Regions from separate parts of the Mus musculus genome. Here all the other regions are linked to region 1. The links are chromatin loops, found by intact Hi-C in ENCODE. Cell type or tissue: heart. All regions are shown on one strand.

Region 1 (8,000 bases):
TTAGACTTTTGGGTTAGGGATGCTCAACCTATGCAGGTTTTATTGGTTTGGGCATTTAGGTTAAGTCTAGTCAAGTGTGAAGGTATCAGAATTTTAGGTTATACTTTTAGCAAGAACAAAAAAGAACAAATGATTTTTAGCCATTCTAGCCCACAAATGACTCTGTGAGCATCCTGCTCCTGGCTTCCCAACCACATCTAAGACCTGCTTCCTTTAGGGTCTCCATTGAGTAGCCTTTGCCAGTTGTGAATACCATCACAGCAGAGTGTACAGAGATGGGGGACACAAAGAGGACAAGCCTGAGAAAATGGGCCTTCCTCAGACTATAAAATCCCTTCTCCAAGCTGTTTATCCACTTCTGTTTCTTTGTAGTGTAGGGTAATTATGTTGAAATGAACACCATTAAGATTATGTAACAGGTGCCAACAGCACAACTGCTTAAGCCAACTCTGTCCATTGATCTTGACTACATTCTTTGGTGGCTTCAGTTTCTGTCTTAAGATTTTGGCAGAGTGCTAGTTTTAAAGCAGTTTTTCATGAACACTAATCCATGTGTCTGTGAATCTGGAAGCAGAACTCAGGTTGGCTGGAGTTGGCCACATTTCCCCTGTCCTTCATGCAGTGACTGAATAGAGCTGTTTGTGTGATGTTGATGTAGCAATAACAAAACTAGGGCTCTTTTGCTCTGATTGAAAACACACTATGAACAATAGGATTTAGACAAAGCACTTTATTTTACATTTTAGTTTAGGTTTAAAACTAGCCCTGCTTCCTAGCTGTGGATACTTGGCCATTTATTGCTAACCAGTTCCAAATTAGATTTTTGCTTGGATTTTCCCTGACCACATTTACAGAAATTTTTCTTATGCAGACAGGGAAAGATTAATTTACATTGCTGCCACCCAAAGTGGTGTTTTCTTTGGTTAATAAGCTCAGGGCTGTCAATCTTGAACTTTCAAAGTTCAAGTTGATGGATGGTAGAAGGTAAAATTTGTCTGTCTCAGAAACAAGTGTGGGCACTGACTGACAACCAGGCACAGAAACAGGTGTGGGTCCTGAGACAAGCAGGCACTGTCTCCACTATCCCAACAGGTAAAAAGACTTGAGGACCAAAGCACCTGCACAGGGACAGAGACACTGTTCAAACCAGCAGTGCAAGCTCCTATCACCTCTGGCTCTTTACATAAAATGTCCATGTTCTGTGTATAAATAAGTTGTGGGATCACCAAGCTGCCTGGATCACTTGGCTGAGGGTGGAATGAAGATGTGATTATCCATCGGGCTGGAAGCTGTGGCTTTCTGCCCTCTGTCACGCCAGTCTCTATGTCAGAGGGGATAAAAGTAAAAGCTTCCCAGGTGTGTGGCGAACCTGAAGCTGGTGTGTGGGGACTGGCATCTGTGGAAATGATTGTATTTGTTATGAAAGACATGGGTGGCACAGGATGCCGTGCAGTGAGACGTGGCTGGAACTTCATTGATCTCTCGAGAAATAAATGTACCCACGGAAGACTTTAAGCCGAGTTGGTTCCGAGTGCCGTGCTGTCCTGAGAGACCCAGAGGCTTCTCTTACTGTTTGAATTACTGCCATCCTTTGTCTTTTTGTTTGACTGGCCATCACCGCCAGGTACAGAAAGGATGTACTAGGTCCTGCTTCCACCCTCATGCCGGGCATGGGCTTTCCTCCCTGTGCTCCTGTGCTGGGTGGGCTATTGTGCACCACCCAGGCCATGCTGGTGCTAAAATTTGCTATACAGTTTTAGCAGTTCCAGGGAGCTTCTGGAGGATGGTGGATTGTGGGTGCTGCAAGCTAGAGTCTGTCCTGGCCCAGGTCCCCAAGGCAGTGCCTGATATGGTCTGTGGGAGTCGTATTTGGGGAGGCAGGGGAATGAACATTCATCCGTTTGGGTCCTTGCTATCAGTGCTGTACCCCAGCAGAGGGAAAAGGTAACAGCTTAGCTATGGGAGCCACGTGTGTGACAGCATTTATGCTTTCACGGGACATGGCAGTGGTTTTTGAGGTAGGATTGGGGCAGCTTTGCTGCCTGCTGCAAGCATCTCATCCCCTTGGTGGTCTTCAGTTTCTGTGGTCTCCTTCATGTAACCCTGCTATATACACAAACACATTGCATTTGGAGAGATGCTGCATTGAGGAACCACCAGGGAGATCATCTCAGACTTGCTCACTCTTCAGCCCTATTCAGCCTGCTTGCCTATGGGATTGATTGCATATGGGGTGGCCAGCCACTGTCATCTGCCCATCAGGATGAGTCACCCGAGTTGAGCCCATCCATTCTCTGCGTCAAAGGTGTCATCTACTGTGGCATCTATACGTTGCTGTGGTAAAATACCCTGACAAGAGGAAATTTACGGAAGAAAGGGTTTATTTTTGGCTCATAGTTCCAGAAGGATTAGAGTCCATTATGGCAGGGAAGGCACGGCAGTCATCAGAGAAAGCAGTGGGCAAGGGTGGGGAGCTGGCTGGTTACACTGTCATTCATGTACAAATCTAAACGGGAAGTGAGGCAAGACTATAACCCCTTCCTTTAGGAAGGCTGTACCCCTAAGAGTGGTGGTTCTTGGCCTGCGATCCCTTTCAGGGTTAAGAGACCCTTTCACAGGTGTCACCTAAAACCATTGGGAAACAGATGTTTACATTATGTTAGCAAATTTACACAGAGAATTTGCTACATGATAGTAGCAAAAATTACAATTATGAAGTAGCAACAAAAGTGAGTTTATGATTGGGGGATAAACCATGAGGAACCGAATTGCAGTGTTGGGAAGGTTGAGAACCACAGTCTTAAAGGTTCAATAACATCCCCCCAAACAGCAGTATCAACTGGGGATCAAGTGTTCAAATACTTGAGCCTGTGGGAGGCCTTTTTCATTCAGACCCCAACAGGAGAGGAGACCTCACTACTGGAGAAATGGCAGTACTCTCACTCCCAGTTCCTCAGCCCCACACATTACACAGGGCAAGGCAATGCCTGTGTCTGGAATTGGAGAGTGTTAGGGTTGGAGGAGCTGGGGAGACTGTTGCCTCCTTTGTAGACCACCAAGTTCTGCTTTGTGCTGCCATCCCAAGAGGGGGACTAGAGGGCTAAACTGATAACAATTTACCAGGCTGATCTCTGCTGGAACCTCCTGAGGAATTCTGAACAACCCGACTTCCCTGCCAGGGTTGGTCCTTATCAACCACCACTGGTCATTCTAGAATGCACACACCCATTCTCTGTACCACCCCTATACTATTAGACTGAGCAGACAGGCCCTGCTTTCTCATGAAGTAGCCAGCAAATAAGACTTACAAGATCTGGGCTTAGCTTTGCTGGAATGCAGGTATTTAACAGGTATCCCACACTCCTGGTATCTCTAACTTCCCATCTCTTTCCCTAATTTTTCAGTTTTTGCTCTGCCAGCTTCAAACATCAATCGTCCTTTCCGTGGCTCCCCACAATTATTTTGACCTTGTAACATATTGTTTGGCCTCCAAGATCTTCCTCTGAAATCTGAATAACCCCATAACTTTTGTATTTTGCATATATGCAAAACCAGTATCATGTGGATTCCACCAAAGTCTCTCGCCAGCTCAGGCCGGGTGGTGGTGGCGCACACCTTTAATTCCAGAGGTGGCAGAGGCAGGCAGATTTCCGGTCTACAGAGTGAGTTCCAGGACAGCCAGAGCTACACAGAGAAACCCTGTCTTGAAAAACCAAACAAAACCAAAACCAAACCAAAAAAAGTAGCTGGTTTCTTGGGTCACCACTACCATGGGCTGAGTGCCTAAGCAGCTAAATATGGTGAAAACAACCTTGAGGTCACCAGTTCCTATGGGGGTCCTGTAGGAGCAGGGAGCCCTGACATTGAGAGCTCCCTTTTCAAGGGAAAGTCTTTCAAGTAAGTCTGCTTTCATATCCTGTTCCAAGGCAAAGCGCGAAGCTTAGTAGATGATAATCCATTCAGCCTACATGTCTTCCTTGGTCTCAGATTTACACTGGTTTTTCTTGTAAACAGCCTGATTTTATTTATACTTAGTCCTGTTTCATATGTAGAAGATGAAAGAAGTGGCCTTCTGAGCACTTAGAATGAGCAATACCAATGAAAGTGGTATAGGGGATGATGTGTGTGTACCTGTTTTAAAGAATGAGCAATACCAATGAAAGTGGTATAGGGGATGATGGGGTGTGTACCTGTTTTAAAGGTGTGTCGTCCCCCCCCCCTCCCCCGAGGACAGGGTTTCTCTGTATAGCACTGGCTGTCCTGGAACTCACTTTGTAGACCAGACTGGCCTCGAACTCAGAAATCCACCTGCCTCTGCCTCCCAAGTGCTGGTGTTAAAGGCGTGTGCCACCACCGCCCGGGCTTAAAGGTGTCTTGAAGGGCAAAGATGTCCTTGTCTGCTCAGTTCACTACACTGCCTGCCTCATTCACACACACACAGCTCTAACCTTAACTCCTCGGTTCACATACCATCTGGCCACCTCTCATGGATCACACAGCCTCTCTCCCCAGCTTTTTTGTTCACTCAGTCCCTTACCCTGAATCCTCACAGCCCGCTTCACCAGGCCTCCATATAGTCTCTCTCCTGTTCCCCATCCACATTGACAGTTACCCGCTCCCCATTCAGGAAGGCAACCATCCTCCATATCTGCAACCACGCATCTCTGCCCATGGGTTCCTCAATCACGCAGCCGTTTCCTGGGCTCTCTGGCTACAAAGCCCCAGCCAGTTCCCACAACACGCAGTTCTTTATCCCTGACTCCCTGTTAACACAGCCCGAAGTTCCCAGCTCCAGGTGCAAACACCCGGAGCCCTGGGCCCGCCCGTCGGCCTGCGCTGCGCACTACAACTCCCACGATGCCGCGCCACCGCCCCCCCGGCTTCCGGTGCTGCGCAGTTTCCGGAGCGGATCGCAACCCGGAGTCCGGATCCGACCCCGCTCTGCACATTCCACAGGCAGGTAAAGCCCCGGGCCCATGCTCGCCGCTGCCCCACCGCGCGCCCCTTGCTGCGGCCCGCGGCCCGCGCCTGGCCCGGGCTCGGCCTCCAGCCGCGCCCCCCACGCCCGCCCCGGTCCGGCCGCCGCGCCGCCTGTTCTTTGTTACAGTCGGGGCCGCGGGCGCCGTGGGCGATCGGAGTCAAAACCCGGCTGGAATCCGGAGCCGCTCCGGGATCGCCCTGCGCCCGCCGGGTTCCGCTGCCGCGGGCTTGGCCTCTGCCCTAAGTGCCCAGCCTGGGTTCCGAGCGCCCGGCCCCTGCCAACTGCCCTCCGCGCGCTCGGCCCACGCCAACCGGCGCCCGACCGCCCACTCGCGGGCTCGGCGCCCCCCGCCCCGGCGCGGGCTCAGGCGCTGCGCCCCTAGTGCGCCCAGGCCCAGCGGCCACCGCCAGGCCCTGCGTGGCTGCGGGCTCAAGTCTCTACAGTCCCTTCCCGGCTACCCGGCCGCCTTACCCGGTTTTCGGGCACAGCCCAGGGAGGGGCCTTCGTCTCCAGCCCCTTTGGCGTTTAAGAAAGTCCGAGGCTGTGCCGTGGCTCCCAGGCCCTGGCGCCTCACTCGTCTCTACCTTTTGGTGGCCCAGGGACCACAGTGGCAAGACAGGCTGGAGACATGTGCCCACCTACTATCTGGGAAAAGGGTGGACAGGTGGGGGCCAGGTGGAGCCTGCGTGCTCCTGAGGTGAGTTTTGAGAGGGCAGAGGTAGGACGAGAGAGGCAGTGGTGGGCGAGGGCGCGCTTATTCCCCCCCCCCCCAACACTTCATGGAATGGTGGAGGGCCTCTTCACACATGCTCATAAGCGTACCCCTCCTCCGAGGTGGTTTAAAATGGTAGAAGCTAGAATGTGAGCTGGAGACACGTGGACCTGTGCCTGAATTTAAAGCTGCCAACGCTTCTTTTAAAAAAACATATGCTAGAGCCCGTCAGAATCCTCCCATGGAGGTGCTTGTGCAGGCCACCGCTTGAGGTCCTGAAGGCAATTTTAAAAGTAAAACCTGAATTCTCCGACTTTGGGAAACCTCAGGGGTGGCAGAGACAGTACTCCCTGGAAAGTGCAGAGTAGTTGCTGAGACTTGATCGCCTATACACCCCACCCCAACCATATTTTGCTTCAAACCTACCGGCTTTCCATGTCTTACCTACTGCAGCTTCCTCCTCAGACTTGCCCTGAAATTACTGCTTTACTCTGAAATAAAACCTTTAGATCGGATTATTAAAGGGAAAAAGCACTAAGTTTTCTCCTGATGAGGTTTGTTTTTCCGTCTTTGATTCATGCTTTTCCACAAATGTCAGCAAAGAATATACTAGTTCTCTTTGGGGAACAGACAAGGTAGTTTGTTTTTCCAGAAGACAAATGGGTAGATTAAAACACCAACCACAGCTAGGTTGATGGCAAATGCTTATAATCCCAGTACTCTGGAGACTGAGCCAGAAGTCTATGTTCATGGAAGCCTGGACCATACAAAGCCAGCTACAATTACAAGGCTGTCTTAGAGAGATTACCTTTGAGAAGGACCACTGTTGCCATGGGGTGTCCTGTCATTTTTTTCCTGAAAGGTTATCTGTGCAGAAGGTAGGGAAGACATTGCTGCATTTTTCAGGTATAATAGAGCATAAAACTGGTCACCAACAGTGGCATAAAGGCTGGCCAGACTCAGATTCTCATTTGTAACATATGTCTGACACCTGTTCAGGATAACTTTCCCAGATTGTTCTACCAGGCCATTTCTGTGGTAAACGTTTGTGGACACCTTTCATACACCCAAGGGACAAAAGAAGAGGTGCAAGAGGCAGTGTAGACTATAAGTAACGGTGGTTACACAAGAGTGACAAGGACATGAAGGAAGAAGGTTGCTGGGTGTGCAGGGGTTGTTGGCACACTCTGCACTGACCTGAGCCATCTATCTAGGAAGGGTAGTTTAGTAGGAGACAGGTGCTGTGAGGAAATCTAGCCTCTAGTGGAAATCTAGTGGAAAGCAGAGTGGGCTAGTGCACAGAGGGCTGGGTGGGAACATAGTTGGGATCCCAGGCTGGGAAAGGCCAGTGAATCAGGGTGGAGAGCTTTGAACAGGACTGGCACAGGAACTGTGTCCTTAGAGTTGAGTCTGTGGGTGCTTTGGGGAGCCAGAGCACACACAAATACAGGCCAGTAGACTCCACTCAAAATAGAAGGAAACACCGAGATGATCCAGCACACGGCTGCTATCCTAGAGGCACCAGCTGGCCCACTGTCCAGGCATCCTTTGAGAGTCTGTGGGCATGAATGGGACCTGAGAGACTCTCGCTTAGAGTCTCCTAGGGCGGGTCTTCCTTCACCCAGGGCAGGAAACTACATTCATCCATTTATCCCCTGGCTTGGTCCACAGGTATAGGGAGGGACATGGAGTCACTGTGGGTGCCCACCCTCCAGCAGCTTGAAGCCCTGACTAACTGGCAGTTTTGTCTCCTAATTCAGAAGGGTAGGCATGAAGCTCTGTTGTTCCCAGCCTTCTGCTCCATCTCCTCACCCATGTGGCTCTGTTCTGATCTCCCAGGAAAAGAGCTATACGCCCTGTGTACTTCTTGAACCAGCTTCTTTGGGTACTGGATGACAATTCAGTGAAGGCCATCACAGCTCACCCTGAAGAAATGAGTGCAGCCTGTGGTCCTGTGAAATCATGTCTGATTCAATGAATAGACATACTTGTGTTGCGAGAAGTTACAACAGGGGCGTCAGGAGAGCAATTGCAGGCAGCAGTGTGTAATGGACGGTTTAGGATCTCCAGGGAAGGAGGCAGGAGGGTACGGAGAAGAGGCGGGGTCAGCTTGCTGATGCTTAAAGGGAAGCTGGTTCCTGTGAGTTGGAAGTAACTGGGGCCATCCTGTCATGAGGCTTACATTTTCATAACTGCATTTACAAGAGTGACATGAGGATCTATTTTAAGAGGTCAGTGGAATTTTCATTTGCTGCTCTTAAACCTGGCCCGATCAGAGAAGCTGGTACTGGGAATGGAGAATGGTGA
Region 2 (8,000 bases), 70 kb before region 1:
GGCCCAGAGACCTCGGACTGCCCCTTATCCACCCTCTGAGGGCTGTGGCTTCCCACAGCCAGACACCCACACATGCTGCGTGGAAATCATGCGGCAGTCCTACCGAGTCCACCTGCCCAGAACACTGGAACTCTGGTGGGTCGAGGGTTTTCTCCCACTCCCTTTATTCCCCCATGCCTGCTGCCCTACAAGTCCCAATTCTTTGGAAGTATGTTTATAAACCTTTCAGTGAGCTGGGGATGTAGCTCAGTTGGTAGAGTGCTTTCCTAACATGCATTAAGACCAAGGTTCCATGCCTAATATCACATAAAGTTGGGCATGTTGGAATACATCAAAAATCCTAGCACTTGGAATATAGAAGCAAAAGGATCAGGAGTTTAAAATTACCTCAGACTATATGCCTAGTTAAAGACCAGCCTGGATTACACAAGACTGTCTAAGAACCAGCCCCCCACCCCAAGTATCTGTTCAACAGTAATAAATAATTTCCCACATGAATGAGAACAACTGTATAAGATGCAAAACTTATAACACTAGATACGTTTATTATTTTCTGAAAATATAGCATTTTCATATCTTTTGGGCTTGGTTGTTAAGATGGTGAAGTATGTCTAATCTTGATGTACAGATAAGAGAATTGCCCTAAGACAGGGTGAGTCAGCATAGAACATCCAACATGCGACTCTTGACTGGAGGTCAAGCACTTCAGAAAAATGTCTGAGATGAAAATAGGAGCAGTGGGGACTTTTGCTTCAGGCTCTGGGGCTGGAGGGGAATTTAGAACATGGGTCATGTGCTTTTCTTTTCTCCACTCTGCCATGATATCCAGCCCTCTACTGCAGGAAGATCTCGTCCATGTTCAGAGTGATGCCTTTAGAAGGCTTCTGTGGATTGATGGAAAATGTTTGAGGCACAGGCTAAACAGCTAGGAGATGTTTTATCACCCACTAACTACCACAGAGGAGCGTGGACCCAGCCAGGGGCAGCAGCCAACATAACTAGGCTCCTCCTTCATGTATAGATCACTACCCTGCCTACTCATAGGAACCCAGAGTCACAACATTTTGTATTGAAGAGTGGTTAAACCTGGACTAGGGAGATGGATCAGTAGGTAAGAGCCCTTGCTATATGAAGGACCTGAGTTTAAATCTCTTTGAATCCATGTAAAAAGCCAGATGTGGCTGCATGCCTTCACCCACTGTGACCCAGTGTTGGTGGGGAGTGGGCAGAAATAGAAGAGTTCTGGGGCTTGCTGGTTATCAGCCTAGCTCTAGGATGAGTAAAGAGATTCTGTCTCTGTAGACCATGCTGACCCTGGTCTAAGATCCACCTGTCTCTCTGTCTCTCAAGTGCTGGGATAAAAGGTGTGAACCAATACCACTTGGCTGTTACATAAAGGATAATAATCATGTTACAACCCACAGACCCAGATAGTCTAAGTAGCAAGGAGGGCTCAAAAGGGCTGGGGGAGTGGGGATGACACATGCAATGGTTCTTCCTGGGAAGGGAAAATGGGCGGATTTTGTGGAGAGACTGGGAGCAGGTGGGGATCAGAACAGGAGAGATCAGGCTGGAATGGGAGGGAAGGAGGGAGGGAGAGAGTACTGGGAGAGAAAACTGGAATTGAGGGGGCATTTAAGGGACAATGTACTGCAGTGGAAACTCCCTGTAATCTGAGAGTGACCCAATGGGGAATACAGAGCCTGAACTAGCCATCTTCTGTAACCGGGCAAGGATTGTAGCAGTAAGACTGGGAAATCTACCCAGCCACAAAACCTTTGACTTACAATCTGTCCTGCCTATAAGATGTGCTGGGGTAATGGTGGCACAGAACTTGTGGGACTGGGAAGAGTGGAAGGAGGGGAAACTGCTGACAGGATATAATATATGAGAGAATAGAAGCAAAAAAAAAAAAAATACTGTCTTAAGAGAGCAAGGCTGAAAGTGGAGTAGGATACCTTATGTCCTTCTCCAGCCTTTGCTGCTTGTACATGGGTGCATGCACTTGAAACACACATGGACATGTATACTTACAAACACACATACAAACAAGAGAGAGCGAGAGGGAGAGGGAGGAGAGGGAGGAGAGGGGGAGGGGGAGGGGAGGGAGAGAGAGAGAGAGAGAGAGAGAGAGAGAGAGAGAGATTAAACTCAACAAATGGCCACAGCCAAATGTGACTGAGAATTAGACCCATAAAACCCATTGAAGTGAGAGTAGATACCCCTCACAGGAGAACTGTAGTCTGCTCCCCAGGTCAAAGATGGGTGTGGGGAAAGAAACAGGAGCTGATGGGAAGCAAGGAATATCACAACGGGGAATCAAACACCTGACAAGCCCAGGACCAATGGGTCTTCCACTAGAAGCAGAAACTAGAGGGGCCTGATCTCTTCATGAACTTAGGAGGTGTTTCTGCTCTGGTTGCAAGCATGTTTTGACCACTTGCATTGTCCCATAAGCCAGGGTCATTCTTTATTTCCTCTTAGTTTGCTTCTAGAAGCAAATATTGACACTCTCCATGTCTACATGTCAACAATCTCTTTGTAGACACATATAGAAATATGACACATTCCAGATGAGGGATGGTGGTTAATTTGAAGTTTGTTACAATCCAGTTGGGTAAGCAGCCCCTGAGACATGTCCGTGGAAGAATGAGACTGGTTGTACCAGTCACACAGGATAGATGAGCTCCTTGTCACCACCCACATAGTAGCAGCCAACATACACATAGGAACACAGGTGGATTTGGACACAGGTAGATGTGGTCTAGTCTCCCAGGTGTCTGGTAAGACCTACATCATCCAACTGAATAGATCTAGCTTTAGGTTAGAAAATAAACAGCCTTTTCTTTCAATGAGAACAGATTTTCTTTGTTTCTGCTAAAATACCAGATATAAAGAGGGAAAGGGGAGTAAGTCTGAGCCTCCAGCCAGTGTACTATGCCTGCTAGGTAGGGTTCATCATCCTATGGTAACTTGAAAGACATGGTTAGGGTTGTTTTGTTGTTGTTTACTTTTTTTTTTTTGCTTGTTTGTTTGTTCTTTTGCTTGTTTTTGTTTTTTCAAGACAGGGTTAGGGTTAGGGAGTTTTTAATCCCATATCCTAGCTAGGAGAGGTTCAAGTTCAATCCTAGCAACCTTGAACTGATTCCATTTTGTTTCCACAAAGTCCCTCTGTCCAACTGCCACCCCACGTTTCTCCTCAAAGATAAATGTGGTAGGGACACTGATTCTAGGCTTATATCTCCCCTGATGTAGCCAGTCTTTTGCTCCAACATACTAGGAGAAGGCTGAATGTTAGGTCCACCTAGCCTAACTTGAAGTCCAGTTCCACTGATGCAGCTGCAGAAAACACAGCTGAACCATGTTTCTGACAACTTTCTGAAACTTCTCAAGATGAGCATGCAGAAAGCTGTCACAAATGCACAAAACACAAAAAACGGGTACTGTGCACATACAAATCTCACCACCACATACAACATACCAAATTCCCCTCCCACCATACCACACATGTATACTTACACACACACACACACACACACACACACTCCAAAGTCGATGATCCATGCACATCCTGAACTATGGCCTAGGTTTGACAAGCACCTCCCTGGATCTTGAAATAGGACAGGCATCATCCCCATATTGCAGCGACCATCAGCCTACTTTAGGGTGACAGCTACAGGCTGCTGTGGCTAGCCTTGCAAAATCCTAGTCTTGGCAGTGGGGAAATTCTTGGAATTCTCGCTTTATCTGGGCATCCCACCCACGCGCCAGCGCACAGTTCCCAGCCAAGGCGCGCCAAGCGAGGCACCCCGACACCTTCTCACCCACCACTCAAGGTAGTGGCAGGAGAGGACTTGCGCCCTTAACGCCGCCGTGAGGGCCCTCGGGGCCTTTAAGGAGGCGGAGCTGTAAAAAGAGACTCCGCTCCTGCTCCGCCCCCAGGCCCGGCCTCCTGCGGTTACTACGGGCCGCGGGCGGGACAACCCGGGCGGCAAGCTGGGAAGAAGAGCCTTTGCCTTGCACTTCCCAACCGCGCGTGGGGAGCAGCTTCCTCTGTCCCGCGTTTGGCTCCCAGGCGCGCAGCGCTCAATTTGGTTCGCTTACCGGTCCTCGCCGCCCTCCCCGCTGCCTTGGCCTCCCAGGCCCCGGACCCTGTGCCCCTGCGTACCGGCGGATGTCCTGAGTCGCCACCCGCCAGCTCCGCGCGCCCTGCGGCCACGGCTGCTGGGGGAAGTCGGGGCGCGCTCGCCGGGTATGCGCCGTCAGCATGGGCTCGTGGCTCAGCGAGGTGCAGTGGCTCTTCCTGGTGTCGCTCTTCGTCGCGGCCCTGGGCACCGTGGGCCTGTACTTGGCGCAGTGGGCGCTGGCCAAGGCGCGACCCCCGCCCCGGCGGCGGGCGGAGCCGGATGAGCTAAGGCGCCGGGAGTCGGACACACTCCTTTCCTGGATACTGACACGGGATAGCTGGGGGAACCAGTGGCAGGCGGCTTGGGTGACCGCCCTGAACTATGAGGCCGAAAAGAGAGGGGTGAGTTCCTAGGAGGGCGTGGTGTTTGAAGGTGAGAGGGGCATCAGAAAGAGCCCTGTTCCTGGGAGGCCGCCACAGTCCCTGACTCGCCACCCAGAGCCTACCGAGGAAAGGCGTTCTTTGAAGTTAGAACTAGGGAGAGTGAAGCACCTGAGGTGGGGAGTTAACAAAGTGACTGACTGTTTCACACAGCAAACGTCTTAAGCTCCGTGAGGCTTTCTGTGGGAGAACCACCCAGCCGGTCCCTAGAGGATTCCGAGTGGACACCTACTGGTTTTGAACCCGATAAATGGATAACTGTGATCCAAATGTGCTTTCATTTAGAATCTTGTTCTCTGCCTAAAGCTTCTAAATTCTAAAAGGCTTGCATTTCTGAGCACATAGAATAGTGACCATTTATTGAGATCTCGCTGCTTCTCAGCTATAGCCCTGGGGACTGTAAATGCTTATGTCACTTCCAGATTAGCATGTCATCATCATCATCCATCTGAGGAAACTGAGGCCTGGAAGGTTAAAGTAGTCTTTGGTGTCAGAGCCAAGATGAGAACCCAAATGTGCTGACCTCACACCTTGGGCTTATTACCCTGCTCTATGTCTCATACTCCTGTGGTTGTTTCTTTCATTGTTAATTGCTTGCAGAATTATTTTTACTTTTAAGAGATGTTAGTGTAAGGACAAGTTCCTGGCGTCTACAATTTGGAGGCATTCCACAGGGGAATTAGGTTGGTGGGACAGAGCTGGCACCTGTCAGCGCTGCAGCTGTCCCTCAACTTCAGGTACACAGGCCTCTGTACCTGCTATACAGCCCAGCGGAGAAGCCCCACACTGCCAGCCTTGAACACAGTGAATATCATAATGTTCAGTCATTGTCACACTGAACCTATCCACTTTCAGAATATTCCACTAGGCCCTGAGCCTGATCTTTGTGCCATGGTCTTGGCACATGTAGCCACTGAGTGAAAAAACAAACAAACAAACCCAAACACCCAAACAAACAAAAAAGAAAAAAGCTTTAAGTATGAGTTAGCACAAATCCAACAGTACAAGAGACTTTGCTCTGGACTCTTGGAAAAAGACTTTTTTGGATGCAAAGACTACAAGGTCAGTTGACATCTGTCTTGACACCTAGAATAGGTGCGCAGTCATCAGAGCTGGACCTCTACCCAGGGTCAGTACTCAAGCCATGTGTCCTCATATATAGGAGTAAACATGACCCCACCATGAAGCTGCTGTCACTGACTGTCATTTGATCTGGTGTTAGAAGCCTGGCTTCAGTACAGAGAACACAGTGTTGCCTGAGCTGATGCCAGTCTCTCTCTCTCTCTCTTTCAGTAGGGTGATAGCAAGTGTGCTGGTTAATGATCTGTAGGAAGTAGACACTGGTGGCCTAGAGTCAGTGCCCCTTCTGTGAATTTTGGATGTTTTATTTCCTGCCATTTCTTGGTTGACTTCCTAAGATAGGATCACTCTAGACACGCTCCCAGGGCTTCTTGTGCCTGGAGGGTTGACTAGATAGAAGAGGAAGCCCCTTCCTTAACACTGGTCTCGGTTGGGCAAGTGAATTCCCATGGAATTAGTGGCAGGTGAAATCCTCTTATCTGTCACTCTGGCCTTTGTGGTTAGGGGTGGCATGGGGTTGGGGTTGGCTGAAAAGACACTGGCTTGTTTGCATGGTCATGTCTGTTTTCTGCTCTTTGACAAATTCAGACATTTATCTCTAGAGAGCTCCTGTTTGAAAGTGCCAGTACCATATTGGGTTTAAACTCAAAGTAACTTTACAGGGGGCACTTTGCACAGAAATTGGTATTGGCTATCTATTCCTTAGTACAGTTTTGTTCTAGTTGACTGACTGATGCCTGATACCCGAGAATGCTGCCTGATTGTATTCAAATGAAGGGTTTTGCATGTAGATAGGAACTCAGTCACTTACCTCTCTACCAGTGTCTTAGGATGTGGCTGTTGTTACAGTAGTGACACGTGGGGAACAGATGCAGGCATTTATACTAGTGAGAGCCTGACACCAGCCACCACACCTGCTGGAGTTTCTCCCTGCCCTCCTCCCACTTCAAATGCCACTAATCCCTGATTAGGCTGACATTCCCAGACTGCTCTAGGCACAGACAGCAACAGCCTAGAGGTCCCTTGCCTGACTCTGTCCTGAAATCTCTTTGCCCCAGCCAGGTAGGGAACTAATACTTGGGAGTCAACCAATACTTGGTCTGTCACTGGTGGAGTGGAATGGAGAGACACTAGTAATGTTCAATCAGATCCAGCATCTTCCATGAAGAGGGAACTTTTCTACCCAGTGGAAACAGTAACCAGTCCCATTCCAGATTTTATGCTAGGTTTGTATTTGTGTGTGTGATGTGTATGCAGGTGCACATGTAATGTGTGTACATGTAGAGAGAGACCAGAAGACAACCTCAAGGACACTATTCACTTTGTATTTTGAGACAAGGTTTCTGATTGGCTTATTGATTTGGTTAGGCTGGCTGGCCAGCAAGCTCCAAGAATCCACCTGTTTCTGACTCTACAACCTCCACAGCCTTCACAGTGCTGGAATTACAAGCATGCTGCTGCTTCATACCTAATTTAGTTTTCTAAGTTCTGAGAATCTAACTTAGATCCTCATCCTTACACAGCAAGCACTTTACTCATTAAGCCATCTTAGTTGTTTTACAATGGAAAGAAACTCAAACTTTTTGCTCAAGCCCTTCTCTCTCAAGAGCTTGAGAATGGAGAGCTCAAGATCTGGCTTCTTTGTGGTCCCACATAAGCTACAGCCATGCCCTGTGGGAAGCAAATTCATCCTGAGCCTCAAGTGTTTCTTCTGAATAAAGTCTAATGAAGAGGGCCTGTGTGATGTAACTGAATCCCTGTGATCCAAGGACTAAGAAGTGACTCAAGGTGGATTCTTTGTGCTCTTATAAGTGTAGCTGTGTGAACTCCAACCCAGATTCCAACCATCACTCCATAAGTAGTTTATAGGGTGATTAGTTAGGTGGGAAAGAGGGGAAGCCATCATAGATCTGGCATCTGGTGAGTAATCTTCCAGTGAGTAGGAATTACCCTTGCATGCTTCTCTGTCACGGTGCCACATTCACAAGAAGGGCTTGGCTTAGCTGAAGGTTAGAGAACAGGAGATACTTTCTTCCCCTTGGGTGAGAAGCCACTGTACACACCTGTCTCTCGCCATCTATCAACCAGAGATCTACTGTACCCAGCAATGCCTATAGTTGACGGTTTTAACATTAAGTCTCATTTCTTCATCAAGATTGTCTTTACAAAAATTTATGTTTATTGTTGGGGCCATATTTCTGTAACAGAGAGCCAGAGAACCCAGAAAGTATTGTGTTATCTGAAGATAGCTGCTCAGGGTTACCCCGTGATTGACCTGTAGTCACCTGAATACTTTGGCTTGTGGTAATAATCAGTTACATTAGTGATGGCCCATACTCCTACACCACCCAAG
Region 3 (8,000 bases), 110 kb before region 1:
TCTAAAGTTAGAATTAATTAAATATATTAATACAGTTAGAAGTAAGAGTAGAATGTGGACCCTATCTTGTAGAATAGTGAGGGCTGCATAGGTTAAAAATGGCATACAGTAAGCTTTCAACAATTGCATGTATGTAATTGTACTAGGAAGAGAAAAATAGGCTTGGGACAAATTAATGCTCAAAGAAAACATTTCATTCTAGGTTAGGTCTGTGTCTTGGGGTTTTATCGCTGTGAAGAGACACTATGATCAAGACAACTCTTATAAAGGAAAACATTTATTTGGGGCTGGCTTACAGTTTCACAGGTACAGTCCATTATCATCATGGCTGGAAGTATGGCACTATGCAGGCAGAAATGGTGCTGGAGGAGGAGCTGAAAGTTCTATATCTTGATCTGAAGGCAGCCAGAAGGAGTCTGTCTTCTACAGGCAGCCAGGAGGAGAATCTCTTCCACAAAGGATAGAGCTTAAGCAAAGGAAACCTCAAAGCCCACCCCTATAGTGACACACTTCTAACAAGGCCATACCTACTCCAACAAGGCCACACCTCCTAATACTGCTAGTGGGCCAAGCATTCAAACACATGAGTCTGGGGCGGGGAAGAGGGGGCGGCAAACCTATTCAAACCAGCACAGTTTGAGTTCCTGGATTTCATGATCTAGGGATGTGGTCACAGGTGCACCATGAAAAGGCAAAGCTATGAATAAAGAGCAAATAATTTTATTGTGACTATAAAAACAGAGAATAGATGATTAGCCAGTTTAGCTGAACAAGATTTCAAAAAGAAAATGTAAGGTAGATGATCTGTTTCTTGGTAAATAAAATCGTCAACTAAGCATAGGGAAAAAAACTTGCTTAAACGTTGTTAAACAATGACAAAAGCATTATTGCTTTGTGATTACCATGAATTATAGATGGGAAATGTTTAGTTAGGTATGAGATTCAAAAGAAGAATACACAATCAATAATTCTGTTGTAATTTCCTTTGCGTGATGATTTTAATCTGTTCTTGAAGAGTATGTCCTTGTGGTGACTGGTTTTGGAGAATACATAACTTGTGGCTATGAGGTAATTGTTTTCTTACACAGATAACTTTGTCTTAGATGGTATAAAAAGGCTAAAAGAAAAAATAAAGTTGTTGGAGCCTGCTTGTTAAAGCTTTGCTCCATCTACCAAATGTGCGTGAATGTGTATGAATGTAGGAATATATGTTTGGTATGTATGTATGTATGTTGTGTGTATGTATGTATATGTGTGACATTGTTAGAGTTTGCTCATTGAAGCTTGCTTCATCCACCAAGTAGGTGTGAGTGTGCGCCTGCTTTACATTATCACCAACCCCACATCCCCTCCTTAGATCGATGACCACACTGTCAGAGTTGGTCTTCCACACACAGCCAGGCATGAAGCCTATGGGGGACAAATTCAAAGGCACATACAGGTGGCAATAGACAAACCCCACAAAAGGCACTAATGAGCACAGAGGTGTAGCATCAACCCTAGAATAAAGTTGAAGTGACAGGAAGAGCATAGAAGCAACAGAATCCCAGAGCAATTACAGATGACAGGACAAGGTAGAAGATACAGGGTAGCTCCAGTGAGGAATCAACATACCTGAAGCCCAGAGGTGAGTTGAGAAGGGTAACAAGCAAGGTTTGCTTTCACAGATGGGGGTCAAGCTATTAAGTCATCACAGGATGAAGTTCAATTCTCCCCTAAAAACAATGGAGAACCTAGTGTTCACACTGGAGTAAGGTAGCATTTTAAGACTTATCTTAAAATAAGATAAGTCTCCACCCTGGTTGCAAAGCCAGGGTGGAGTAAAACCTGGAGGCTGGAAGAGCAGTTAGAAAGTTTTGTGTGTGCACATGGGTGTGGGCACACACACTTAAAGTGACTGTACTGCCAGAGTATCTTCCCTGGCATAGATGAGGTAGCACAGAGTAACAGGACCAGCAAGACCACAGACCTCAGAAACGCAAAGTAAGACCACAGACCTCAGAAATGAAAAGTGTGTGGATGGGCAGGTAGCAAAGGAAATAATACAGGAAGCCACGAAGGTGCAAACCAGGGGCAGGAAGTCCAGGGCAAAGTGGCACAGCACTGTCACTGAGTTAGAAGAAGGAACCAATAATATATCATAAGCCAGAGGTGTATGAAAGATCCAAAGGTTTCTGTTGTATTTGGCAGTTAGGTCAGATTCAGAGAACTGGCAACCTTGTTTGAACATGGAGACACCAGAGTACAGGCAGCATGCACTGCAGATACAGCAACTGAGCTGGCAAACAGTTGGAGGGAGGTTGCTTTGCACTCCATGTGGTTAAACAAAACAAAACAAAACAAAACAAAACAAAACAAAACAAACGAATCTGGCTTCTCTCTGGGCCATAGGCTCTGCAGCTCCATACTGATTTTCTGCATGTAAAAAAGAGGCCCAATGGTGTGTGGTCCTCTCAAATCCCTCTTTACAAGACCACTTCTTGCTTAACTGCCATACAGTTCAAATACAAATACATTAAAAACAAACAAACAAATAAACAAACCAAAAAAAAAAAAAACCCTTGAATGATTGCAGAAGAGAACTTTCAGTGTGAAATTCTAAAGGGCATAGTCTTGAAATGAAAAAAAAAACTAAATACTCAGAGTTATTCATTTGGAGTCTGTCCCCCCCCCCAATGGATCTACCTATTGCAAGATTCCTTTCTCCACATATCCCTCACACACTTCATAATGCTGTTTCACCTTGATTCACGTAGTTAAAACCCACCTTCAGAAGCATACTTGAAAACCACACACTTCTTGAAACATAGAACACCTAATTTAAGATCTAGGCTTTTGTTTTGTTTTTGTTTTTGTTTTTGGAGACAGGGTTTCTCTGTAGTCCTGGAACTCACTCTGTAGACCAGGCTGGCCCTCGAACTCAGAAATCTGCCTGACTCTTCCTCCCAAGTGCTGGGATTAAAGGCGTGCGCCACCATTGCCCGGCGGATCTAGGCATTTTTAAAGTCTGTTACAGAAATTTCACTTGTTGAGACTGTCTGCTGCTATGTTCCAGGCTCTAGAAAACTTCCGTGGCCTAGAGACCCTTTCTTCACAGCTGGAATTTGTAGTTTGGCATTTGTTACCCAGCTGCCTGGTTTTGGCGTACAGTCATCTGACAAATGGCATTGTAATTTTCATGCAAAGAGGCTAAAAGAGAACTGGTGTTGCAGGGAAAAAGGTTAATCGTTCTTTGTCTTTTGTTTTGAAATGAGCCAGGGCCTCACTCTGTAGTTCAGAATAGTTAACGGGAAATCTGCCTCAGTGTCCTGGATGATGGGATTCCTTGCATGCACCACCCTTCCCAGCTTCAACACCATTTTAAAAGGGTAAGGTTTGGATATGTGTTTGAAAAAGCCACAGAGCGAATAAGGGGAACCTGGGAACCCAACTTGTTCACTGCCGCTTTCTCCAGGAGGAAGAAATGGAGATGAGCTATTTTCCCGATAGCTCCACATTCCGCATTCAGGGGCTTTCCGCGACCACATGCGTACCCTGGGGGCGTCCCTACGCTCTGCTGCTCGTGCCCGCGCCTCACCGGAGAGGCACCAACGCGCCGGACCCAACGCGGCCGCGCTCCCGCAGGCCCGCCCTCGGCCCGCCCCCAGCCGCCCGGCACCCAATCCCAGCGCCACGCACGTGACGAGCGCTGCTTGCGATGACCTCATCCCTGGTGTGGGATGACGTCAAATTCAAGATGGATGGAATCACAGCGGCAGTGGAGGCTGCGGGTTGCGCGAGCCGAGTGTGAGCGGAAAGGGGCTTGGCGCCTGCCCCAGGGCTGAAGAGCGGTGAGTAACCGTCACGCTCCGCGCCCTAGGAGGACGTCGGGCCCGGTCGGGGACTACGGCCTCTCCGCAAAACGCGGCCTTTCCTGACGTAACTCTGAGGTGATTTCTCTTCTTTTTTTCCTCCACCAGTGGGTTGCGGGCGTCGGGCCCTTTTACGCGTGCGCGGGGCCGCGGTCCTCACCGAGCATGCCCAGACTCCCACGTAGTCGAGCGTGTCCAAGCACTGCGCATGCTCTCTGCCCGCATTTGGCCTCGCCCTCGCTCCTACGCATGCTCAGCCTCCAGGCCGCTGAGCTGCTCACCCTGGCCCGGGCGGCCTGAGTAGCCGCGGTGTGCGTCTGGGGTGCTGGCCACAGCATAGCCGTTGAGACGCCGCTGCGGGTTAGGGCGCGCTCTCTGGGGCGGGCGGGCGGCGCGCGCTCGCGCGGGGCTGGGAAACTGGCGGGCGGTGGCGGCGGCGGCGGCACCCACACCTGCAGCGGCTGGAACGTGACAGCCTGGCAGCCAGCACCTCTGGGGCCACCTCGTTTGCCCATGCACACCCTATCGGACCCCTCACCCCCACCCTCGGGCCCAAGGCTTTTCTTAGGAGAAAGACCCTCTTTCGGGGACATAGCACGGAAGACCTCCCTGCAGCTCACATCTTGGCCGGGGTCTCCCCCATCTCCCTGGCTTGGTTATTTGGAGCACCTTTGAGTGCTTCCTCTGCAGAGACTGCACCTTGTAATCAAAGAACCATGCACATATGTGCCCCCGAGGCTCTGGGTTCTGGAGAACCGCACACTACAGAACGTGTACAGAGAGCCTTAAACAGGTACTCCCTAAGGTTGCCCGACACAGGGGTGGTGTTGGGGGACACTGAGCCGCCCTTTGAAGCTTGGCATTTTTTTGTGTGTTGCATGAACTCCAATCGCTTCTACATCTTTGGACATCTATCTGTGTTACAGCATAGTCTGGTGATTGTTCATCAGCATGACCCTGAGTCATAAGTTCCTGGGTTTGTTTCATGGTCCTCCCACCTTGTTTCAGAGGCTGAAAGTAGGTTAATCCATGTTAGTGTTTCCACTGAAAACCTTCCTCCACTTCTAGTGATTAATCATTACCCTTAACCTTACCCCTAAATATTGACGTTAAAGTAGAAATTTGGCTTACGTAAAAATGACTCTTTAATTCAGCCGATGCACTTAACAGCATAGTGTTTTCATTTAGTATTTATTGAAAGTATAGGGAGTGTCATTCTTAGGAAATAGAAATTGTTAATAGAAACTCTCCCTTGAGGAACTGACAGTATTGTGTGGTGGAGAATATTAGATATGACAACAGCAACAAAAGAAGTAGCGTAGAGGTCTCTAGACAAGGAGATAACTGAGAAGCCATTTTAGTTGTCCCAGTACTAGAGCTTAAAGGGCTGGATTTACAAGTATCAGAGATTGGCCAAAGGGCAAAGGAAAGAATAATTTTCTGCCAGAGGAGATATGGCTGGCATCATCCAACCTAAGAAGGTGATGATTGAAGACAAACAGGTGTGAAAGTGTGGATCACAGGTGCCATGTAGGACAAGTGACTTCACTGAGATGGATCTCTTTAGAAGGAAGGGGGTGGGGCCTGAAGAAGTCTGAGCAGAGATACAGATGGAGTCAGTCCAATTGTTAATATAGTCACAAAAGCTCAGGAAAGGCTGAGAAAACGCCCCCATGCTGGGTTCTACAGACTCTGGAGAGATAAAGATCAACAAGTCCAATCCCCAAGTCTAGTGAGCTTTCTTTATGTGGTAGATACCTGCTAAGTCCTATGCTAGGAATTCACAACTGAAAACAAGGGCTTTTTGGGAGAGCATGTGGGGTGTTGTGAGGGAGCCACATATAAACCTGATGCATTGAGATCACCACGGGGTCATTGCAGAGCGGTGAAGTGTTGCTGTTGGCAAGTTACAAAAGCTTTATAGTTCCCTCTGAATCCTTCTGTACAAAGTGGCCAAGTAAAGGAGAGATAAAAGACACGTTAGGGTTTCAGAAACTGGAAGTGCAGATTTGTGGGTTAGATGGTAAGGAGTGCCACTGTCTTAGTTTGGATTTTATTGCTGTAAAGAAATACCATGACCAAGGCAACTTTTATAAAGGAAAACATTTAATTGGGGCTGTTTTTTTGTTTCAGAGGTTTAGTCTATTATAATCATGGTGGGAAGCATGGAAGCATTCAGGCATACATGGTAATGAAGGAGGAGCTGAGAATTCTACATCTTAATCTGAAGTCAGCAGAAGGGTACTGTGTCCACACTGGGCATCGCTAGAGCATAGGAGACCTCACTGCATCCACAGTGACACACTCCAAGGAGGCCACACCTATTCTAACAAGGCCATATCTCCTAATAATATAACTCCCTATGAGTTCACTCATGTGAATCTATTGGGGCCAGGCCTATTCAAACTACCACAGCCATCCAGGTTTGGTACAGAGGTGAGTTGATATCAGTCAGAGAAGTCTTGTATGCTAGTCTGTAGTTTGGGTTTTTCTAGAGAAATAATTTAGGGGAAAAACCCCTGTAGTCTAAAACAGGTCAGTAAAGTGGCCAGCTTTATTTAGAGTAAGCAGTCAAAAAGCTTCATTTCTACTCCTTAATTTAAATTGGAGTAGGGAGTGAAAAATAATCACATATGTATTGTGTAAGATCTCAATTTGGGCATCATGAGGAGTGCCAAAAGTAATATATTGGACTTTAAAGAGCTTGCAGTCCTGGCGGGACACACAGCCAACTAGCATATGCCAGGGAATAAGCATAATGTGTTGATTGGTGTACCTGCTCTGTGTGATAACTGTTGTGCCTACTGTTGGCAGTAGGCATTTGCTTTTTGCCTTTTTGACAAGAGACTCCAACCCATGTTGGCCTTGAACTCATAATCCTCCTGCCTCAGTCTGTCAAGAACTGGCACTATAGACATGTGCTACATGATGTATTTTGCTTACTTGTTCTAAGCTTAAGTAAGTTTAGGACTGTGTTTGTTTAGTTGGCCTGCTTTAATTTAGTATACAGACTCAGTGACCTAAATAATAGAAACTTATTTTTTCACAGTTATAGAAGCTGGAAATTGGAGATGAAAGTGGTGTTGGTAGGCCAGGTCTCTACTGTACTTCTTCCCTTGGCTTGCAGATAGCGTCCTTGTGTGTCCTCATAGGATCTTCCCTCCATGTTTGTCTCTGATCTAATGTCTTTGTTCAGAGACATCACTCTTTTTTTTTTGGATTAAGACACATTTTAACTTAATTAGCTGTGTCTTAAAGACCTCAGCTCCAAATATGATTCCTTTGTAAGGTACAGAAGTTAGGACTTCCAACAAACAAACTAGGATGTTGACTGGGAGTGTTTAGCCCTAAAGGAGTCCTTAAGGATTAGAACTTGATCTGCGCTGCAAAAGGGGTTTGGCAAAATCTGGACGGTTCAGATTGAGTAGTGGAGGAGGTCAGATGGGCAGGTTGTGTCTCAGGAACAGAAACAGGAAAAAGCCACAGTAGGTAACTAAAGAATTTTAAGAGTAGTTTGAATAAAGGAGTCTGTAGAGGCTTTTTTTTTAATAGGTTTTATATTTAGCCTGTTCTGTTTTAACTAAGATAGTCAGGACTATAACTTCATTCAGTATTATATCAAGGTGGTTCCTAAGCTCCCTCTGCACTGCTGGGAACTACACCAGCTCTTACACCTCTGTCTCCATGAAGACATTTAAGACATTGAAACTGAATTTTGGGGTTTCCTTATCTCTAGACAACAGGGCTTTTTCTGTTCTGAATATCCCTGTGTAAAAAATGTAATTATCAGCCTGGTCTACAGAGTGAGTTCCAGGACAGCCAGGGCTACACAGTAAAACCCTGTCTCAAAAAAAAAAAAAATGTAATTAACACCCCTCAGATATATTTAACCATGCCTTGCACTTGTAGAGGGCCAGTGAGCAAGCTGCATTCATGGAAGATAGTGTATGCTGGGGCACTAATGGAAGCCTTTCTTGAGGAATCTAGCATATGAAAGACAAACATGAAAGATTAGGACAAGAGCAAGAAGCATGCAGAAATAAGGCAGAACAGAAACTGACTGGTTAAAAAGGGGATTTATTTTAAAAAATAAAATGAAAAATACATGATCTCTTGAGGCTCGAGGAAAAGCTTAAACATCAAGAAAAA
Region 4 (8,000 bases), 230 kb before region 1:
CCACCATGTGGTTGCTCAAATTGAACTCAGGACTTCTGGAAGAGCAGTAGGTACTCTTAACTGCTAAGCCATCTCTCCAGTCCCGTATTTACAGATTTTTATCTTCTTGAATTCATGGGCTTTTTCGCAAGACCATGTAATCCTTACCTATCTATGAGGTTGTGTCTTTTGAGGGTTCTGGGTACCTAAATTTCATATTACAAACTGAAAATATCCTTCACCATTTGCTTAATCTTGCTGAACATTGTCTTTTCTGCTCCTTTTTACATGTTAATAAATAGGAGGTGGTGAGCTGCATTGAGCCACTGACAGGGAAGGGCTCCAACCCTCTTTCAAAGCACTGACCTGAGCTAAGTTCTGTCTTTAATGTGTGTCTCTTTCTGGAGAACACAGATTCATTTAATGACATTAGTATTTATACAATAGCATTTTACTTATTTTATTGTACTATGGAAAACCAGTAAAGGTCACTATCTCATGTGGACATTAGATCACGTTATAATGTAACTCAGTGCAGATAGCCTACATGTATGCAGGATACTGTCGTGGGGTATAATCTGAAGTACAATTTAGACTTTGTTGTGCCTGCCAATTGGTATCCCTTAAAAAAGATCGTGTTTGTTTCTCTTCCTTTTAAACCTTTAAAAGTGATTTGTTCCTACCCTGAGCTTTTTCTTAAGCTGTTTTCTTTCCATTTCTGTCTCCATGGTCATCTAATTTACAGCTGTCTATGTGGTCGTGTTCAATGGCCTTTTCCCTCAATCATTGTCCCAAAGCTTACTGTTGTTCGTTTCTTCTTTTAGAAGAAGCAGAATCATGCTTATAATTGATGATTTATTAATATCACTATACATCTTACCATATAACTATAAACTGCCCAATGTATAATGTGAAGTATAATTAAGCATTTTTTTTTCTGTTTGATGGTGTTTAATGATTTAGGTTCTCAATAACTTAGGCTTGCCTACTAGCTATTTACTGACAAACAGAAAAAAAGAGCTTAAATGTACTGCTAGGGCTCAAAATTTTAGGTAGAATAAGGTAATTTCTTTTACATGAGGCATCCTTTATAATAGTAAAAGTCATATAATTCTCTTTTTTGTGAAATTTAAAAAATACATGATGGCTGTTATCAGCACTGCAACCAATACTAAGTTAATTATGTTGGTTCACATTCTTCTACTCTAGACAAAACTAAAATCTCTTCATTTCTTATCTATAACTAATGAGAGTGTGAGTAGCCGAGTATATATTAAGACACTTAATTGATAAACATTAAGTAGTTGCTCCTTCTTCTTTATCCATACCACTTAATATGTAAGAACAGAGTCCTTTTGCAAATAAGCATTCCAAACATGAAACATTACACCTTCTCATCTTCATAAAATATATAAAGAATAAAATTAAAGAAAAATATGGCATAAGTTCCTACACTCAGAGCAACCTGCTGCCGAGACATGGAAGGAAGCACAGTGTGAACACAGCGGATCACAGAACATGCTCTCTTAAGTAAATCACTTAAGATTTCAAAGTGAAAATTTGTATAGTTCTTAGAAAACATGAAAATGATGTTTGTCCCAAGGAAAGATGACTACCTCATATCTCTAATGAAAAAGAAAGGTTAAAGGTAATTTCATTTTAAAAAACAGTATATTTTTGTTGAGAGCAAAGATGTGTTAGCACGTGTGTGCAGTGCTGTAGAGTGTATAGATAAGGGGATCTTATCTGGACAGCTTTGTCCATGTCCTGGACCTCCTACACAACCTCAGTCCCCACTGTGTCAGGAGCCATAATGGGACAAGCTAATAACTAGCAGGTGATCATCCTGAAGTGGCCTGCCTCAGATTATTATATAGTCTTCTACAGGTGAGCCCTCATTGAGCAAGGCTGTGAGGGACTCATTTTAGGAAAGATTCCTGCTATTAATATGCTTTTCCTGTTGTTATTGAACATACATAACTACCACTAAGTATAAGCACATCCCTTTGGAGCAGATCTCTGCAGATCCACGAAGATGTACTATCTTGTAGTGATGCTATATAGACTAATGGATGACATAATACTTAATGAGGATCCTATAAGAATTCCTAAAATTGTATCTGTGATCATTAAGCTTTTTTATAATGGGACTGCTATTAGGCCCTTTCCTGATAGTCAAAGCTGCAATGAGAACTCTCCCAGTCTCTCAAGTTTCACCAGTTAACAACTCTTAGCTAGTAACCAGACTTTCTTCTATTCAGAGCACATTCTAAGAGGTTGTAAAACAATTAACCAAAGGCCATAAAAGGGAACTAACAATTTATTATAGGTGCTAGGACAGAAGATAAAATATTGACTGGATTTATCTATACAAAACTTCACTTATAACTTAGTTATGGTTTTAAGCCTTCTGTGAACCCGTGGAGCTGAGACAAGTGATGGATGTTTAGCTTGATAATCACTCCTAATGGATATTCATGTAAACATCCTCTGTTGTAACATTCTATTTCAATTTATGATTTGATTTTCTGGTGAACTTTTGATGAAAATTTTAACATGTGGTCATGTATTATGAATGATGTTTAAGGGCTGAGGACAAAGAGAAGAGACAAAACTGGGGGCTGGGGGTGAGAGGAATGGAGGTGAGAGAACTGAGCTGAGGAGATGATTTTTGAAGGAGAATGCAGAGTGGAGTAGCTTGGAAATTATAGGTAACATAAACTACTAAGAGAGCAATGTGTAGAATGCAGAGGGAAAGAAGAAAAAAGTAGATGATGCTGAGAGCAGAAGGAGCAAGCAGGCTTCTCCTTACCGTGGGACAGAGCAGATCCCATGGTAAGGACAAGGCAGGTTTAGTCTTATTAAAAGAAACAAAGATTTTTTCTTACAAACATGGGTTTAATTCATTTAGCATTAAGAAGGTAGAAGCCTTTTCTTTCTCTATGTAATACAGATTGGAGTGCATTTAGTTTTCATCTAGAATGTGTGAGTTCTTTCTGCAACCATGCTGGGTCTTATGCTCCATATGCATATGTAAATATGGATGTGTGTGTAATTATGTAATTGTGAGAATGTCTGCATGTGTGTGTGTAAGTATGTAATTGTGAGAATGCATGAAAGCTGGGCCCATCTGGCTTCTAATGAAAATGAATAAGTGAGCATGAATGAAGCTGAATATGAATTTATGTGAGATTATGCATATTTGCTTATGTAAAAGTTTTTTCTTTCTGCGAGTGTTATTTACTTCTCCTGGCTCAGTAGAAGTTTATAGCTCCAAACATCCTCCTATCCCGAAAGCAAGTGGCATCTGGAGAACAGGGGAAAGGGTCTAGCAATTAATTCTTTACTTAATCTGCTGTTTTAGGATGAGGTGCTGAGTGCCAGAAACTGCAGTTTCTGACCTGAGAGGATCACAGAACGCAGGTCAGGTACAACAGCATAGTAACTTAGACTTAGATAAGTAAACTTTTTATTATACAGCAACCCTAAATTTTTGTTAAGACAAAGCCTTACCCTCCGCCTATGCTCTTACCTCTCCGTTGCCTCAAGAAGAACCGAAAAGAAAGAAGAAATACCTCACGCTGGGGCTGCACCACGGCACAAATGCATCAAAATTAATTACACTATGAACATAACAAACCAGAAATTAATAAGCCTATTCATATCTATAAACTATTGTTACCCCAAATCTCCCTCTAATAGTTAATATCCTGGGCACCTTTCCGCTTGTGGGACAGTTTGCTAACTCCCCTGCAAGTTGAGTAATGGGCTATGCAAGCTACCTACCTTAATTCCAGGAGGGAGAAGTCAAACAGCCTAGTGAGTTAGGGAAGCTGGGGCTGAAGTCAGGACCTGGTGAGCACAGGGTCACTGCCCACATAGGGGAGGAGCAAGCCACTGAGTAGTGGCAGATCTCCGGCTGCCTTCCTGATGGGGCCTCCCTGGGGCTGTGCAGGGAGACAGAAGAGTAGGCTATTGGAGGACCCGCACCAGTACTATGGAAATGCAAATCCCTGTAGATCTGGAAAAGGTCAGGCATTGGACTTGAAGAATCTTCAATTGGGCTGAGAATCTCTACGCAATGTACCTTTAAGGGAGGTGCTCGAGTCACTCAAGACTTATTGGCCAATCAGATCCTTTAGGCTGACTTGCCAGTCAGAAGGGAAGGCGGGTTTTTCCGGATGCCTTGGCGCGAATTTCACTTAGTTGCTGAGCAGACTTGAATGAGCCTGTGTGCTGTGCTCCTTGTCCTGCCGCTGGATGCTGTGGATTGTGCTCAGGCAAGCTCCGAAGGTGCGACATCGTGAGCACAGGGTCACTGCCCACATAGGGGAGGAGCAAGCGGCTGAGCAGTGGCAGGTCTCCGCCAGCCTTCCTGGTGGGGTCTCCCTGGCGCTGTGCGGGGGGGACAGATTGGTAGGCTATTGGAGGATAGGCACAAGTACTACAGAAATGCAAATTCCTGTAGATCTGGAAGAGGTTGGGTCCTGGCCTTGAAGCTTGGACTGAGAACCTACACTGTGTACCTTCAGCTAACTCTTAACTCTAACGGAGGTGCTCCAGACTTACTGGCCAGTCAGAGCCTTTAGGCGGACCTGCCAGTCAGAAGAGAAGGCGGGCTTTCCGGTTGCCGTGGTGCGGGTTTCACTTAGTAGCTGAGCCAGCTTGAATGGGCCTGTGTGCTGTGCTCCTTGTCCTGCCGCTGGATGCTGTGGATTGTGCTCAGGCAAGCTCCGAAGTTGCGCCATGGTGAGCACAGGGTCACTGCCAACAATGGGGAGAAGCAGGGGTCTCAGCAGCGCGAGCTGGTGTGGTGGGGCTTTCACAGGACTGAATGGGAATCGGCGGCCACGTGTGAGGTCCCCTGAGGTCCTAGCCACTCGCGGGACCCAGCCGTAGCCTCTGAATAACTTCACTGTGGGGGCTGCATTTGGCCTGTGTGTAGAACGATCTTTGGCATGATCCCAAACTCAGAGAGTCCTAGTTTCTGCAAGTTCTGTTCTTAGCATTTGACATTAAGGTGGACAGTCCATTTGGAGTTAATTTTGTGGAGGTTGTAAAAGACATCTCATGTGCTGGGTAGCAATCCAATATCAAGCTGTGATGTAAAAGTGCAGGATTGATGATGTAAAGGATTTACTAAAGCTTAGGAGATAGTAAGGCACTCCAAGTAGAATTTATCTGAGGGTGGACTCCATGTAAAACATCTCACAGATAAGTAATGTGCTAACCAGGGCAATTAGAGTTTAGGTTGCTAGGATACACATGCTTGTTCACAAGGATTGCCCAGAAATATGGCTCCAAGCCATAATAAAGAAAACAAACTTGATTTACAAGCAGCCACTAGGCCCATCTCCATATGAAAGAGCAGGCCTCTAACCAGCTGCTCAATGGGGCATTACAGGATCACAATCTACAGTAAGGCCTAGTGTGCCATAAAGGTTCAGTTTTCTGCTTGAAAAAAGCATACTTATGCCACATGGGCGAGATGACACTTAGTGACAACCATGTGAAAAGGGTAAAAAGAAAAGAAAAGAAAACACTGTTGCATTATTGAGTGCTGGCGTGATCAAACTGTAATTTCCCTGAGGTTCCCCTGTCTGGAGCATGATATAGCTCCTTCTAAAACCCAGGAACATGCTTGGCAGAGCCAGTCACAGCCTGGGGCCTACTCACCTGGCTCCTTGGCAGCTTACCCTGAGGCCCTGGGTATAGAGATAAAACCAGGGCCTTTTCTAAAACCAGGAATATGCTTGGGAGAGGTTGAATCAGATTCTGAGAACAAGACTTCCTACCCTATGGGGCTGTGGTTATCATTCCCAAGGCCATGAGAGATTTGGTCAGAAATGTTTTTGAGAAACACTGAGTTGCCCTTGTGCAGCACTGTTTAATTAGACTTCTCCTGAGTGTGTCCGATTGTATGATGCTTCTGCTGACTTCATAGTTTCTTCATCTTTCTCCTGACTTCATAGATGTCTCCCATCTCCTTCCTTTTCACTCATGTCAATCGTGTACAAGATGGTATTCTTTAGAAGCTTGCTTAGCATGAGCCATAGCTTGTGTAAGACCTCCCCACCCCAGCTTTTTTACTTTCTACCTTTTCCTTTTCCAGTTTTTTCATCATCTGGAACCTTCCACTCAGGACACTGTCACTAACCTGCTGTGTTAGGGCACTGTGTATTTAAGAAATGATCCTGGGAATATGCTTGCTGTGTAGATTTCCCATGTGTCTTAGTGGCTAGAATTGCAGCCTCCAGTCTGTATTTAAGTTGTTCAAAACTTAACCTCAACCTGAACCTAAAAGAGACTAAAGGGTGTCAGCATATGTGGAATGAAAAATCCATTCTAGTCTGGCTCCTCTTTTAGCCTTAATCAGTGTAGCTGGTCTTTGCTACTTCATGGTTACTTCTTTTCCCCTACCCTTAACCCCTTCCCCAACAGCACCCAAGCTCCACCTCCCCCCTCCCCCCCCCCCCCCCCCGCGTCTCCCCCACACACCCCTTCGTCACTCCCTAACACCAGATAGGAGAGTAACAAGGATGGAGGAGAAAGAGATTTTTGAATCTACTTTCTTTCCTTGTACTGGACCCCCCAGCATGAGTCAGACAGTCTCTGATACCGAAGGCAAGGATTAAATATAGAAAAGGCAGAAAGAAGATGTAAAGACGAGAGTTAGATTTGGGAGGACTGCTGGTTAATACTGCTGCAGCAGCAGCCAGCAGCAACCAGAGCCTTGAGTTTATTTTTAGTAGTGTTTTTATACCCCACAGTATCATTCAAAGCAAAGCCACAAGCTTACAGAAACAATTTCCTGAAATATACACAGAATATCTGTTTTTATCCAAAGGTACCTCCCTTGAACCTCAGGAGTACCCCCTCTTATCGTCCTATGCCTCATCAGGCTGGGAAATCTGCCAACAGACCCAGACCCTCCTTGACTGCCTGGGCACATAGAAGAATAGGGTTAGTTTTAAAGCATAAACATCATCATCATCAAGGAAGGAAAAAAGTGTAAAGGAAGTTCCCTGTATTCAGGGTCTTATCAAGATGATCGAGATATGACAAATTGTGAGGAACACATTCCTCAGCTGGTTTTTTTTTTTTTTTTTTTTTTTTAGCTTACTTCCTTGTCCTGGCCCAGTGTCAAATATTCTGGCCATTTTCCTAGAAGCGGTATCAAGAGCTCTCCACACCTGTGAGAGTAGAAGATTCTACTAAAGTACAAATTTACCATACTAGGGCTCTGTCTGCCCATAGGGTGGGGTAGAAGGGCAGAGCTGGGAAGGCCTGTGCTGTCTGAGTGATTTAATCTCTAATCCTCCAGTAGGAGAGCTGCTACCGTCCTCTGGGCAGCCTAGGAATCAGGAGGAGCAGCATTGGGAGGTAGCTTGGAGGTTCTTTCCATATTCTCCCAAGCCATGCCATTGTGATTGTGACAGCCACCAGGAAGAACGGATTGGCTAAGCAATCGCAGTCCAGTCTGATTGGACAGTGATTGACTGGGAACCAGACTGTCTTTCTTTTGGTACATGTGGTGACCTGGGCAAAGAGCCTTGGCCTCTGAGCTGCCTGAGTGTGGATTCCCTGGAGGGGAGTAGGCTCTGCAGCTCTGGCCATAGGAAGCTGTGTTATTTATATCACTGCTCCATGTGCACATACAAGCATTGCTTTTGATGTGCAGAAGACAGATTTCAACACTGAAAATCTGGTTTCTAGAAGTTCTGAACATTGCATTGCAAATTCAGTTTTGTGTGATAGATTTTACAAATAGTTTAGAAACTGGTAGAGATGAGGTTATGGGGATCATCCTTCAGCAAGATCTGATTAAAATCCTTTTACCTTTCCACTATCACCAGTCAAAATGCATGAAGTGATTCAGGGAAATTCAGTTCCAGGGTCCAAAAGGAGTTTCTGAGATGTAAAGGTTTCTTAAGTGTGCATGGTGGTGTGCAGGTGGGTAGGGCAGATTCTATATCATATGCTATAATCCAGGTGGCAGGAAGCAGATATTAAAATTATTC

The links. A loop is a pair of places that touch in the nucleus more often than their neighbours do. Peaks named below come from ENCODE experiments on the same cell type or tissue, not always from the same donor. Only the 100,000 strongest peaks of a DNase experiment are listed, where the experiment ranks them.
Region 2: a loop joins it to region 1, with 7 times the contacts of the local background. A loop is called at or near these places in 14 of 42 quality-filtered maps.
Region 3: it touches region 1 in a loop (3-fold over the local background); 11 of 42 quality-filtered maps call a loop at or near these places.
Region 4: it touches region 1 in a loop (3-fold over the local background); 2 of 42 quality-filtered maps call a loop at or near these places.

Annotation. Positions count from the first base shown.
Region 1 is chr16:97,848,729-97,856,728 of GRCm38, reverse strand. It overlaps Prdm15 (PR domain containing 15), which reads left to right and starts at 5,502. Exons shown (of 24, transcript NM_144789.2): 1 at 5,502-5,678. The coding sequence starts at 5,610. C2cd2 (C2 calcium-dependent domain containing 2) reads left to right here. Exons shown (of 14, transcript NM_174847.2): 14 at 1-1,520. In heart, a CTCF peak has its summit at 4,804; DNase peaks (open chromatin) are centred at 4,878, 5,148 and 5,458; H3K4me3 peaks cover 2,766 bases; H3K27ac peaks cover 2,929 bases.
Region 2 is chr16:97,918,583-97,926,582 of GRCm38, reverse strand. It overlaps C2cd2 (C2 calcium-dependent domain containing 2), which reads left to right and starts at 3,950. Exons shown (of 14, transcript NM_174847.2): 1 at 3,950-4,528. The coding sequence starts at 4,268. In heart, a CTCF peak has its summit at 3,916; DNase peaks (open chromatin) are centred at 3,952 and 5,772; H3K4me3 peaks cover 1,905 bases; H3K27ac peaks cover 1,437 bases.
Region 3 is chr16:97,958,343-97,966,342 of GRCm38, reverse strand. It overlaps Zbtb21 (zinc finger and BTB domain containing 21), which reads left to right and starts at 3,721. Exons shown (of 3, transcript NM_175428.4): 1 at 3,721-3,929. In heart, a CTCF peak has its summit at 3,577; DNase peaks (open chromatin) are centred at 3,662 and 4,052; H3K4me3 peaks cover 2,372 bases; H3K27ac peaks cover 1,971 bases.
Region 4 is chr16:98,078,618-98,086,617 of GRCm38, reverse strand. A630089N07Rik (RIKEN cDNA A630089N07 gene) reads left to right here and starts at 4,179. Exons shown (of 5, transcript NR_015491.1): 1 at 4,179-4,272. In heart, no CTCF peak of the experiment used is centred here; DNase peaks (open chromatin) are centred at 4,097 and 4,587; H3K4me3 peaks cover 2,287 bases; H3K27ac peaks cover 1,475 bases.